2 separate regions of the Homo sapiens genome follow, and region 1 is linked to region 2. A link is an interaction called in ENCODE POLR2A ChIA-PET data of the cell type or tissue named here. Cell type or tissue: Panc1. All regions are shown on one strand. Each heading gives the region's core, and the rest is flanking DNA. Links, peaks and the distances in the headings are about the cores only. Region 1 overlaps ATF1 (activating transcription factor 1). Region 2 overlaps DIP2B (disco interacting protein 2 homolog B).

What was found. Peaks named below come from ENCODE experiments on the same cell type or tissue, not always from the same donor. Only the 100,000 strongest peaks of a DNase experiment are listed, where the experiment ranks them.
Region 1: POLR2A ChIA-PET joins it to region 2 with 5 read pairs; 3 of 35 experiments call an interaction of 5 or more read pairs at or near these places.

What each region holds. Positions count from the first base shown.
Region 1 is chr12:50,776,767-50,782,148 of GRCh38, forward strand. It overlaps ATF1 (activating transcription factor 1), which reads left to right. Exons shown (of 7, transcript NM_005171.5): 2 at 3,374-3,472. The coding sequence starts at 3,380. Among named protein-coding and RNA genes, the nearest start is that of ATF1, 15 kb to the left of the region's middle. In Panc1, for the core only: no CTCF peak of the experiment used is centred there; no DNase peak of the experiment used is centred there.
Region 2 is chr12:50,545,882-50,551,263 of GRCh38, forward strand. The region is part of intron 1 of DIP2B (disco interacting protein 2 homolog B); the gene reads left to right. Among named protein-coding and RNA genes, the nearest start is that of DIP2B, 44 kb to the left of the region's middle. RefSeq lists a silencer at 4,645-4,939. In Panc1, for the core only: no CTCF peak of the experiment used is centred there; no DNase peak of the experiment used is centred there; H3K27ac peaks cover 758 bases.

The sequences.
Region 1 (5,382 bases), core at 252-5,251, 230 kb after region 2:
TACAGAGAAAGGTTTATGCACCAAAGATGTTCATGACAGTATTGTTTTAGTAAAAAATACAATTTATGCACATTCCCTGGATGCTGTATTATAAAGCCTTTATTTATTTATTTTTGAGATGGAGTCTGGCTCTGTTGCCCAGGCTGGAGGGCAGTGGGCAATCCCAGTTTACTGCAACCTCTGCCTCCCGGGTTCAAGCGATTCTCCTGCTGAGTAGCTGGGATTACAGGCATGCGACACCATACCCAGCTGATTTTTTGTAATTTTAGTAGAGATGGGGTTTCACTGTGATGGCCAGACTGATCTCGAACTCCTGACCTCAGATGATCTGCCCACCTCGGCCTCCCAAAATGCTGGGATTACAGGCATGAGCCACACTGCCCAGCCTATGTAGCCTTTAAATATGTTTCTATTTAAAACCTAGAAAATATGTATGATAAATGAAAACAGGATACAAAATATGAGGATACAAAGTAGTACATGTAGTATGGTTATGACTTTAAGAAGTTGTGGAAATAGAAGACTAAAAGAAATTAGACAATAATGTGATTAATATCTGTCATCCTTTTTTCTTTCTATTGTGTATTTTCCATGTAAGAAGAAAAAGACTAGTGGTGTATTTGAGGGGAAAAAAAATTTAAACTACTTTCTGTCTGAAGCGATTTCATGCTTTTCTCCATTGACTAAAAACAAGAGCTTCAATTCATTTGTTAAAAATGAATTTGGGCTGGGCATGTTTACTTATACCTGTAATCCCAGCACTTTGGGAGGCCGAGGCAGACAGTAATTACTTGAGCCTACGCATTCAAGACCAGCCTGGGCAACATGGCAAAACCCCATCTGTACAGAAAAGACCCCCCCCAAATTAACAAGGCATGGTGGTATGCACCTGTAGTCCCAGCTACTCAGGAGGCTGAGGTGGAAGGATGGGTTGAGCCTGCGAGGTCAAGGCTGCAGTGAGCCGAGGTTGCACCACTACACTCCAGCCTGGGCAACAGTGTGAGACCCTGTCTCAAAAAAAAAAAAATGTTTTCTGACTTAGAAAAAAGGAAGAAGAAAATATGTAGGCTTAAACTCCACAGTTATTAATTCAATGAAGCCTGGCAGCTACCTAGCTGCCCTCTCTCTCTCTAATTGTGGAGAAATATACGTACCGTGGAATTTACTATCTTTTTTTTTTTTTTTTTTGAGACAAGGCTGAAGTGCGGTAGTGTGATCTCAGTTTACTGCAGCCTTGACTCCTGGGCTGCAGCAATCCTCTCGCCTCAGCCTCCTGAGTAGCTGAGACTACAGGGGCATACTACCACGCCCAGCTAATTTTTTATTTTTTGTAGAGACGGGCTCTCACTATGTTGCCAGGTCTGGTCTCAAACTCCTGGGCTCATGTTATTCTTGTGCCTCAGCCTCCCAATGTGTTGAGATCATGGGCGTGAGCCACCACACCTGGCCATATTAACCTTTTTTTTTTTTTTTTTTTTGAGACAGAGTCTCACTCTGTCACTAGGCTGGAGTGCAGTGGTACGATCTCAGCTCACTGCAACCTCCACCTCCCGGGTTCAAATGATTCTCCTGCCTCAGCCTCCTGAGTAGCTGGGACTGCAGGCACCTGCCCCCGTGCCGAGCTAATTTTTTATTTTTAGTAGAGACATGGTTTCACCATGTTGGCCAGGATGGTCTCGATCTCTTGACCTCGTGATCCACCCACCTCGGCCTCCCAAAGTGCTGAGATTACAGGCGTGAGCCACCGCGCCTGGCCATATTAACCATTTTTAAACATACAGTTCTATAGTGTTAAGTACATTCACAGTGTGTACAACCAATGTCCAGAACTTTTTTTTTTTTTGAGACAATCTCCCTCTGTCACTCAGGCTGGAGTGCAGTGGCACAATCCACTCACTGCAACCTCCACCTCCCGGGTTCAAGCAATTCTCGTGCCTTAGCCTCCCAAGTAGCTGGGATTACAGGTGCTTGCCACCACCCCTGGCTAATTTTTTTTGTATTTTAGTAGAAACCATGTTGCCCAGGGCTGGTCTTGAGCTCTTCAGCTCAGGCAGTCCGCCCATATTGGCCTTCCAAAGTGCTAGGATTACGGCCTTGAGCCACCATGCCCAGCCCAGAACTTTTTCATGCCCATTAAACAGCAGCTCTCCATTTGCTCCTTCCCTTAGTCCCTGATAGCCACCATTCTACTTCCTGTTTCTGTGGAGTTTTGCTACTCTAGATACGTCAAGTTAGTGGAATCATAAAGTTTTTGTATTTTTATGACTGGGTTATTTGACTTAGCACAATATGCTCAAGGTTCATCCATGCTGTAGCATGTGACAGGAGTTTCTTCCTAAGGCTGAACAATATTCCATTGTATGTACAGTCACTATTTTATTTATCAATTCATCCACTGATGAATATTTGGGTTGCTTCCACCTTTTGGCTATTGTGAATAATAATGCTGCCATGAACATAGGTGTACAAATATTCTTCTCCTTGAGACCGTGCTTTCAATTCTTCTGGATATATACACCACCAAGTGAAATTGCTCTATTTTTGTTTGAGGAACTGCCATAGCGTTTTCCATAATAGCTGTACCACTTTACATTCCCACCAGCACAGTAGTGTACCAGGGTTCCAGTTTCTCCACATCCTTGCCAACACTTAGTATTTTCTGTGTCTTGATATTACCCATTCTAATGGGTATGTATGAGGTGATATTTCGTTGTAGTTTTCAGTGCATTTCCTTAATAGTGATATTGAGCATCTTTTCATAAGCTTTCTGGCTAGCCCTCTCTCTTTTTTTTTTTTTTGGCCTTTCCAGGTAACCTTTAAAAACATTAAATTCTGTCTAAATCTTTTACCAGCTTGTTAGTGGTTCTCTCCCTATTTGCCGTATTTGATCTCTCATAGCTCATTTATTCTCATTCTTACCTAGCCTACATATCCTGAAGTTGATTATCTAAGTTTTCTAGAACTTATTTAGAACCTCCTTAGGTATAGTTTTATTTATTTGTTCAACTTTTACTCAGTAAATTCTCTATATAAAAAACTATATGTACACTTAGAAACTTCCCTAGACTAGAGACAGATATGTTTGTGTCCATAGACAGGAGGACTGTCATCATTCTTCAATGGGATAACGTTTGCAAACTTAGTCATCATAATTTATGTTTATATGTGCCTTTTATTAAACTTAAACATGTTTTTGTGGGCCAAAATTCAAAAAATTTAAAGAAAATGCACAGTCCCCTTTCTATCTCTATACCATTGCTACCAGTTCTTTTCCATTGAGGCAACTAAATGATCAATTTTTATATGATTCTATAGTATACTGTAAACATTCTGTATCATATTTAATTTTAACGGACTTTTTTCCCCCTTATAGTTGATTATGGAAGATTCCCACAAGAGTACCACGTCAGAGACAGCACCTCAACCTGGTTCAGCAGTTCAGGGAGCTCACATTTCTCATATTGCTCAACAGGTAAGGGAGGGACTGGCCAAAATACTGAGCTTGTTAGGAATATTTTATATGCAGATTAATCTCGTTTCAGACTGATTATTAATGTGTTTTATTTTGGTTTTTGTTTTTTGGGTTTTTTTTTTCGAGGCAGATTTTTGCTCTAGTTGCCCAGGCTGGAGTGCAGTGGCATGATCTCGGCTCACTGCAACCTCCACCTCCTGGGTTCAAACAATTCTCCTACCGCAGCCTCCCAAGTAGCTGGGACTACAGGCATCTGCCACCACGCCTGGCTATTTTTTGTATTTTTAGTAGAGATGGGGTTTTACCATGTTGGCCAGGCTGGTCTCGAACTCCTGACCGCAGGTAACCCACCCACCTTGGCCTCCCAAAATGCTGGGATTACAGGTGTGAGCCACCAGACCTGGCATTAATGTTAAAAAAAAAAAAAAACAAAACAAGCAAAGGCCAGGCGCAGTGGCTCACGCCTGTAATCCTAGCACTTTGGGAAGTCAGGGCGGGCGGATCACGAGGTCAAGAGTTCAAGACTAGCCTGACCAACATGGCGAAACCCTGTCTCTAATAAAAATCAAAAATTAGCCAGGTGCAGTGGCGGTTGCCTGTAATCCCAGCTGCTCGGGAGGCTGAGGCAGGAGAATCGCTTGAGCCTGGGAGGTGGAGGTTGCAGTGAGCACAGACTATGCCACTGCACTCCAGCCTGGGCAATAGAACGAGACTCCATATCATAAAAATAAATAAATAAAAAATAAAATAGAAAAACAAGCAAAAAAGACTGTATAAAATGTTAAAATATAAGAAAAGAAGGTGGACTTTAAATATCTTGTCAAGATCATTTAGTTTTATTTTCTTTTAAACGAAGTATATAGTCATCTCTCAGTATCTGTGGGAGACTGGTTCCAGGACGTCCACAGATACCAAGATCTGTGATGCTTAAAGCCCCTGATAGAAAACGGCATGGTATTTATATATAACCTACATATTTTCCTGTATACTTTAAATCATTTCTAGATTACTTTTAATACCTAATACTATGTAAATGCTATGTGAATAGTTATACTATATGACAAGAAAAACAGTCGGTACATGTTCAGTATAGAGAAATTTTTTTTCCTGAATATTTTCAATCTGTGGTTGGTTGAATCCACAGATGTGAAACTCATGGATGCAGAACCCATGAATAAAGAGGCCTAACTGTATTTAGAGTTGTTTTCTTTGTTTTTGTTTTTGTTTTTCAAGGCAGGGTTTCGCTCTGTCGCTCAGGCTGGAGTGCAGTGGTACGATCTCGGGTCACTACAACCTCCGCCTCCCGGGTTCAAACGATTCTCCTGCTTCAGCCTCCCGAGTAGCTGGGATTACAGGCGCCCACCACCACACCCAGCTAATTTTTTGTATTTTTGGTAGAGACGGGGTTTCACCTGTTGGCCAGACTGGTCTCAAACTCCTGACCTCAGGTGATCCACCCACCTCAGCCTCCCAAAATGCTGGGATTACAGGCGTGAGCCACCGTGCCCGGCCAAAAAATTTTAAAAATTAGCTGGGTGTGGTGGCACTACAACACCTGTAGTAACAGCTACTTGGCTGAAGCAGGAGGATTGTTTGAGCCCAGGAGTTCAAGGCAGCAGTGAGCTATAATCATGCCACTGCACTCCAGCCTGGGTGACAGAGTGAGACCCTATCTCCAAAAAAAAAAAAAAAAAAATCATGCATGAGTGTAAGAGCCATTTAAAGTGCAAGATGAGACTAACGGATTTTAATGTTAACAATACACAAAGTTCAGACTGTACATGGCAAATAACCTTTAAGAAACTATAACTTGCTGAGTTTTGCTGCTGTATCAAAGAATACAATGAAATGAAAAGGCTTTTAAAACACTACACATCTTTTCTAATTGCATATCTATGTGAGGGCAGATT
Region 2 (5,382 bases), core at 60-5,059:
CGCCTCGGCCTCTCAAAGTGTGGGATTATAGCTGTGAGTCACTGTGCCCGGCCTAAAATAAGATTTATTGAGGACTTGTGTATAGCATGGTAGAAATAAAAGCAGAATTCCTTCTCTTCATTTTACAGTTCTTTCTGTGGAAATGAGTACAACTGAATATAGCAGGTGGCAGTGCCTGTCAACTTTGTTTCCATTCTGCACTGATTGTATTATCTTATTCTAATCCCTGCCAACCAGATGTACTTCCTTCTTCACATAAGATGGAGACAGCTTATTGTATATGCACACATGTGCAAATATGCATAAGTATAGCAAAAGTTGGTCCTGCTGTTCAGAAATATCGTTAACTAGTATCAAGTGAGAGGCGGCATGGTTTACTTCAGGTACAGCATATAGTTTTAGATGCTTATTCCTCCCCTGTTGGTGGGAGTTCCGTGTTGTGAAAAATTCTTTTTTAAAAAAATTTCAACTTTTATTTTAGGTTCAGGGGGTACATGTAAATGTTTGTTACATGAGTTGTGAAGAATTCTGAGGCCATGCCTGAGATCAGTGATTCAGAAGTCCTGTCACTGAATAGTAATTGTTGCAGGGGTGACATATGTTCCACATATTTACCTTCTGTAAGTGAAGCAGAGTGAAGAACCAGACCAATGTAGATTTTCTAGCACTTATTTTTGGGCAAGTTATTTTGTTCTCTGGGCCTCTCAATGTCCTTATCTGGAAAATAGGAGGTCACATTCTTGCTAGGATTAAATACATTAATGCATGCAAAGTATTTCCTGATTGCCTTGCAGATAGATAATAGGTGCCCAGTAAATGTTAGTTCTGTCCCTTTTTTTTGTATGGGAGAGGAGGGACGAGGAGGGAGTGGGCTGTTCTTAAATAGGAATATTTTTAAAACGTATTATGAACTTATCACAGCCCCATGTTTCACTTTTCAGGGCCAATGTAGGAGGCAGTAAAGAAAGAAAAATAAATGAGACATCTCTTGTCAAGTTATAACTGGTTTTATGTATAAATAATTTAGAAACACATTACCTATAATACAAAACAATTAAAAAATATACCACTCTATTTGGCTGTATTTACTACTTTTCTGAAACTGCTTACTCGGAGGTTCGGTTCACCTTACCTCCTTATTTTTACTCCCTTCTTTTTTGACCTTCGTGGTACTATTAACCACCAACTTTGGTGAAATCCTTTCTTTCCTTGGCTTCAGTGAAAACATCACTTTCTAAACAATGAATTTCGTTTTCTACTGGACAGGGGCCCTTTATATAGAGGCAATAAACTTGTATGTTTAACTTTGATGATTGATTATTGATTCAGTTGGTAATACAAATTAAAGTTTGGCTTAAAACAGTGAAATATTTCTGGGAAGTAATTGAATGATGACTGTACAACACTAGAGTAATTTAAAAATACTTAGTGGAAATATTCATTGATACCATCTTTTTTTAGAAGCTAATTTAACAGTAACTCAAAGCAGGGTTAATTTTGTGTAACCTGGCACCCAACATTATATGTCTAGGAATCTGTCCCTCAATAGGATGAATGGTAAAAACATATGTAGAGAGATATTAATCGAAGTATTATTTGTAAGAACAAAAGATGGAAACAACTTAAACACTTGTCAATAGAAAAATAGTGAAATTATGATTTATTCTTACTATTCTTCCGTTAAAAAAGTGAGCTAGAGTGTGTGGGGGCAGAGTGTATGAGAGAAATCTCTGTACCTTCTGTTCAATTTTGCTGTGAACCTAAAACTGCTAAAAAAAATAAGTCTACTAAAAGAGCTAGAGCTATAAATGTACTGAGCTAAAAAATATCTGTAATATATTAAGTGAAAATAGGCTGTGACACTATGTATAGCATGATTTCATTTCTTTTTTTAAAAAGGGTGTGAGCTGGGTATAGTGGCTCATGCCTGTAATCTTAGCACTTTGGAAGGCTGAGGCAGGAGGATTGCTTGAGGACAGGAGTTCGAGACCAACTTGGGCAATGTAGTGAGACCCCATCTTTACAAAAAATACAAAAATTAGCCAGGGATGGTTGTGCATGCCTGTAGTTCTAGCTACTTGGGAGGCTGCAATGGGAGGATTGTTTGAGCCTAGTAGTCCAAGGCTGCTGTGGGCTAGGACAGCACTCCTGCACTCCAGCCTGGGCAAACAGAGCAAGACCCTGCCTTTTAAAGAATAAAAATAAATAAAATGTGTATATATTTTTATACATAGGAAAAACGCATTGATTTTAGTGGCAATTTCATCTAGAATTGGGTTTAGAGGGGTTAGAGTAAGGAACTTTTACTTCTTATTAGGTATACTTCCAAAAAAAGTGATAATTATGAGTGATACTTTTTTTGTGTATGCTTTTCTGATATTTTTCAAATAAAATGATCTTAAGAAAAAACTAAAAATTAATGGAGAGCAGGAAAAGGGAGATAAGGATCCAGCTAGCTACTTTAACTTTTAACAACGATGTCCTTTAAAAATGTTTGTATTTGTATGCATACTCATGTATGTTGTGTATATGTGTATATATACACAGACACACAAAATACAGAGTAACTGCAGTCTGACATTCAATTAAGCTACAGAATGCATGGTATTGGCATACATTTTTATTTTATTTATTTATTTTTTAATTAATTTTTTTGTTTTTTGAGACTGAGTCTTGCTCTGTTGCCCAGGCTGGAGTGCAATGGCACGGTCTCGGCTCACTGCAACCTCTGCCTCCCGGGTTCAAGGGATTCTCCTGCCTCAGCCTCCCAAGTAGCTGGGACTACAGGTACCTGCCATTGCGACTGGCTAATTTTTATATTTTTAGTAGAGATGGGGTTTCGGCATGTTGGCCAGGCTGGTCTTGAACTCCTGACCTCAGGTAATTCCCCGCCTTGGCCTCCCAAAGTTCTGGGATTACAGGCATGAGCCACTGCTCCTGGCCTTGGCCTGCACTTTTAAAGTGTAAGATACTAAGAGGTGTTTTTCTGCACATCACAAGGTACAGTTCTTAAATTCTTTAAGAAGTGACAGGATTTGTTCAGAAAATGTGCAGTTTTCTAGTGTTGCAGTAATGTGTGTTCAGGTTTCCTTCACACAGGTTACAGCTTATTCATAACCCCGAGTTAAAGTTTAAATTTTATGTAATTAGCCACCTATGTGACCTTTGAAACTAAGTGAGGAAACTATTCCGGAGTAGTGAAACTTTGAGTACAGCTGCTTCGGTTTTGGACTACAAATTGGAATTCTTCTATTGAGCAAGAGTCAGGGACGAAAGTGGGGGCTGGTTTAAAAAAAAAAAAAAAGGGCTGGGCGCGGTGGCTCATGCCTGTAATCCCAGCACTTTGGGAGGCCGAGGTGGGTGGATCACAAGGTCAAGAGATCAAGACCATCCTGGCCAATATGGTGAAACCCCGTCTCTACTAAAAATACAAAAATTAGAGATTGAGACCATCCTGACTAACACGGTGAAACCCTGTCTCTACTAAAAATACGAAAAATAAGCCCGGCATGGTGGCGGGTGCCTGTAGTCCCAGCTACACGGGAGGCTGAGGCAGGAGAATGGCGTGAACCTGGGAGGTGGAGCTTGCAGTGAGCTGAGACCGCGCCACTGCACTCCAGCTGGGTGACAGAGCAAGACTCTTGTCTCAAAAAAAATAATAATAAAAATTAGCCAGGTGTGGTGGCGTGTGCCTATAGTCCCAGCTACTTGGGAGGCTGAGGCAGGAAAATCACTTGAACCTGGGAGGCAGAGGTTGCAGTGAGCTGAGATAGTGCCACTGCACTCCAGCCTGGTGAAAGAGCAAGACTCCATCTTAAAAAAAAAAAAAAAAAAAAAAAAGCCATGTGGTTGTTCATGATTTCTGCATTTTTTGTTTAATATGACATTGGTAGCCTGTTTAACTTCATTTTATCATGGCCACTTATAAATAGATAGCTTAAGTCTGTGTGCACAAAATTATGTTTCATTCTGTTAAATTTTTTGTTTTTTTCTTTTTTAGATAGAGATTTAAGTTCCTTATATAACTAAGGAAAAGTCCTATTCCAAATTTAACAATCAAGGTACCTAGTTGTATGAAATTTGGAAATTTTCTTAACCCTCTCTTCTGTGTTATTGGCACTTTTTGATTTTCTAGGAGCTCTGGGGTTTGCAAGTTAAATCTGAGCCTTGAGTATTCCTGCTTTAACCAGCGGGATGGCAGCCATTTTGCCCTGTGTTAGTGCCTTGTCCAGTGAAGGAAAATGAAACGCCTAGAAACTGTGAATTTTGCTTTTTGGACCTGATTAGTTTTGTATGTAATGGATAACGTTAAGTTTTTAAAATTTCCATGTGATTTCTTGGGTTTTAAATTCAGGGCTTACTAACAGTGTACTCGTGGGGCCAGCTGGAATTTTGAAAATTGAAGCTTCCTGCATTTTATTGGCCAGTTTCTTCATTGATTTTTTTTTTCATTCATCTTTTTCATGAGGCTAGGACATTCACAACTGAATTGAGAAATTGAAGTACTCAGAATCTAACTATGAATGTTTGAGAGGCACCCAGTCTAAAAGAACGATTAGACTCTAAGATATTCATAACCATTAGTTTATTAATAGCTCTATAAAAGTTTTCCATGTTCTAGGGTCCTGAGGGGAATGGTCTAGATAACCTAACAGACTTTTCCATCCCTCATGATTCATTTTACTCTATTGAAAATTATCTTAAACAGAAGGAAACGAATAGGCCTGGTAGAACCAGATTCGAAACAGTGTTGCTTCAGTGGGAAGGGAGTGGTTTCTTAGTCAGTGCTTGTGGAGGCTGTTACTCCAGAGGCAGCCCGCTTCTCTGCAGTTAGTAAATACTACTGTAGCCCAGTGGCAGATACTGCGGACATAAATCTTAAAGCTAGTAACATGTTGTTCTTCTAGGAATTCCATTCAGCTACAGATTTAAGGTTTATCAGTAGTATTTCCAGAAAGATGGTCCGACACAGTGGCTCACGTTTATAATCCCAGCACTTTGGGAGGCCGAGGTGGGTGAATTGCTTGAGTCCAGGAGTTCAAGACCAGCCTGGGCAACATGGCAAAACCCTGTCTTTGCCTGTAGTACCCCCAGCTATTTGAGAGGCTGAGGTGGAAGAATCACCTGAGCCTGGGGAGGTCAGGGCTGCAGTGTGCTGAAATTGCACAACTGCACTCCAGCCTGGGCAATCAGAGTGAGACCCTGTCTTTAAGAAAAAAAAGAAAGAAAGAACATGAAGTATTTTAAAGACCAGATTTGAGGCCGGGCGTGGTGGCTCATGTCTGTAGTCCCAGCACTTTGGGAGGCTGATGAGGGTAGATCACCTGAGGTCAGGAGTTTGAGACCAGCCTGGCCAACATGGCGAAACCCCATCTCTACTAA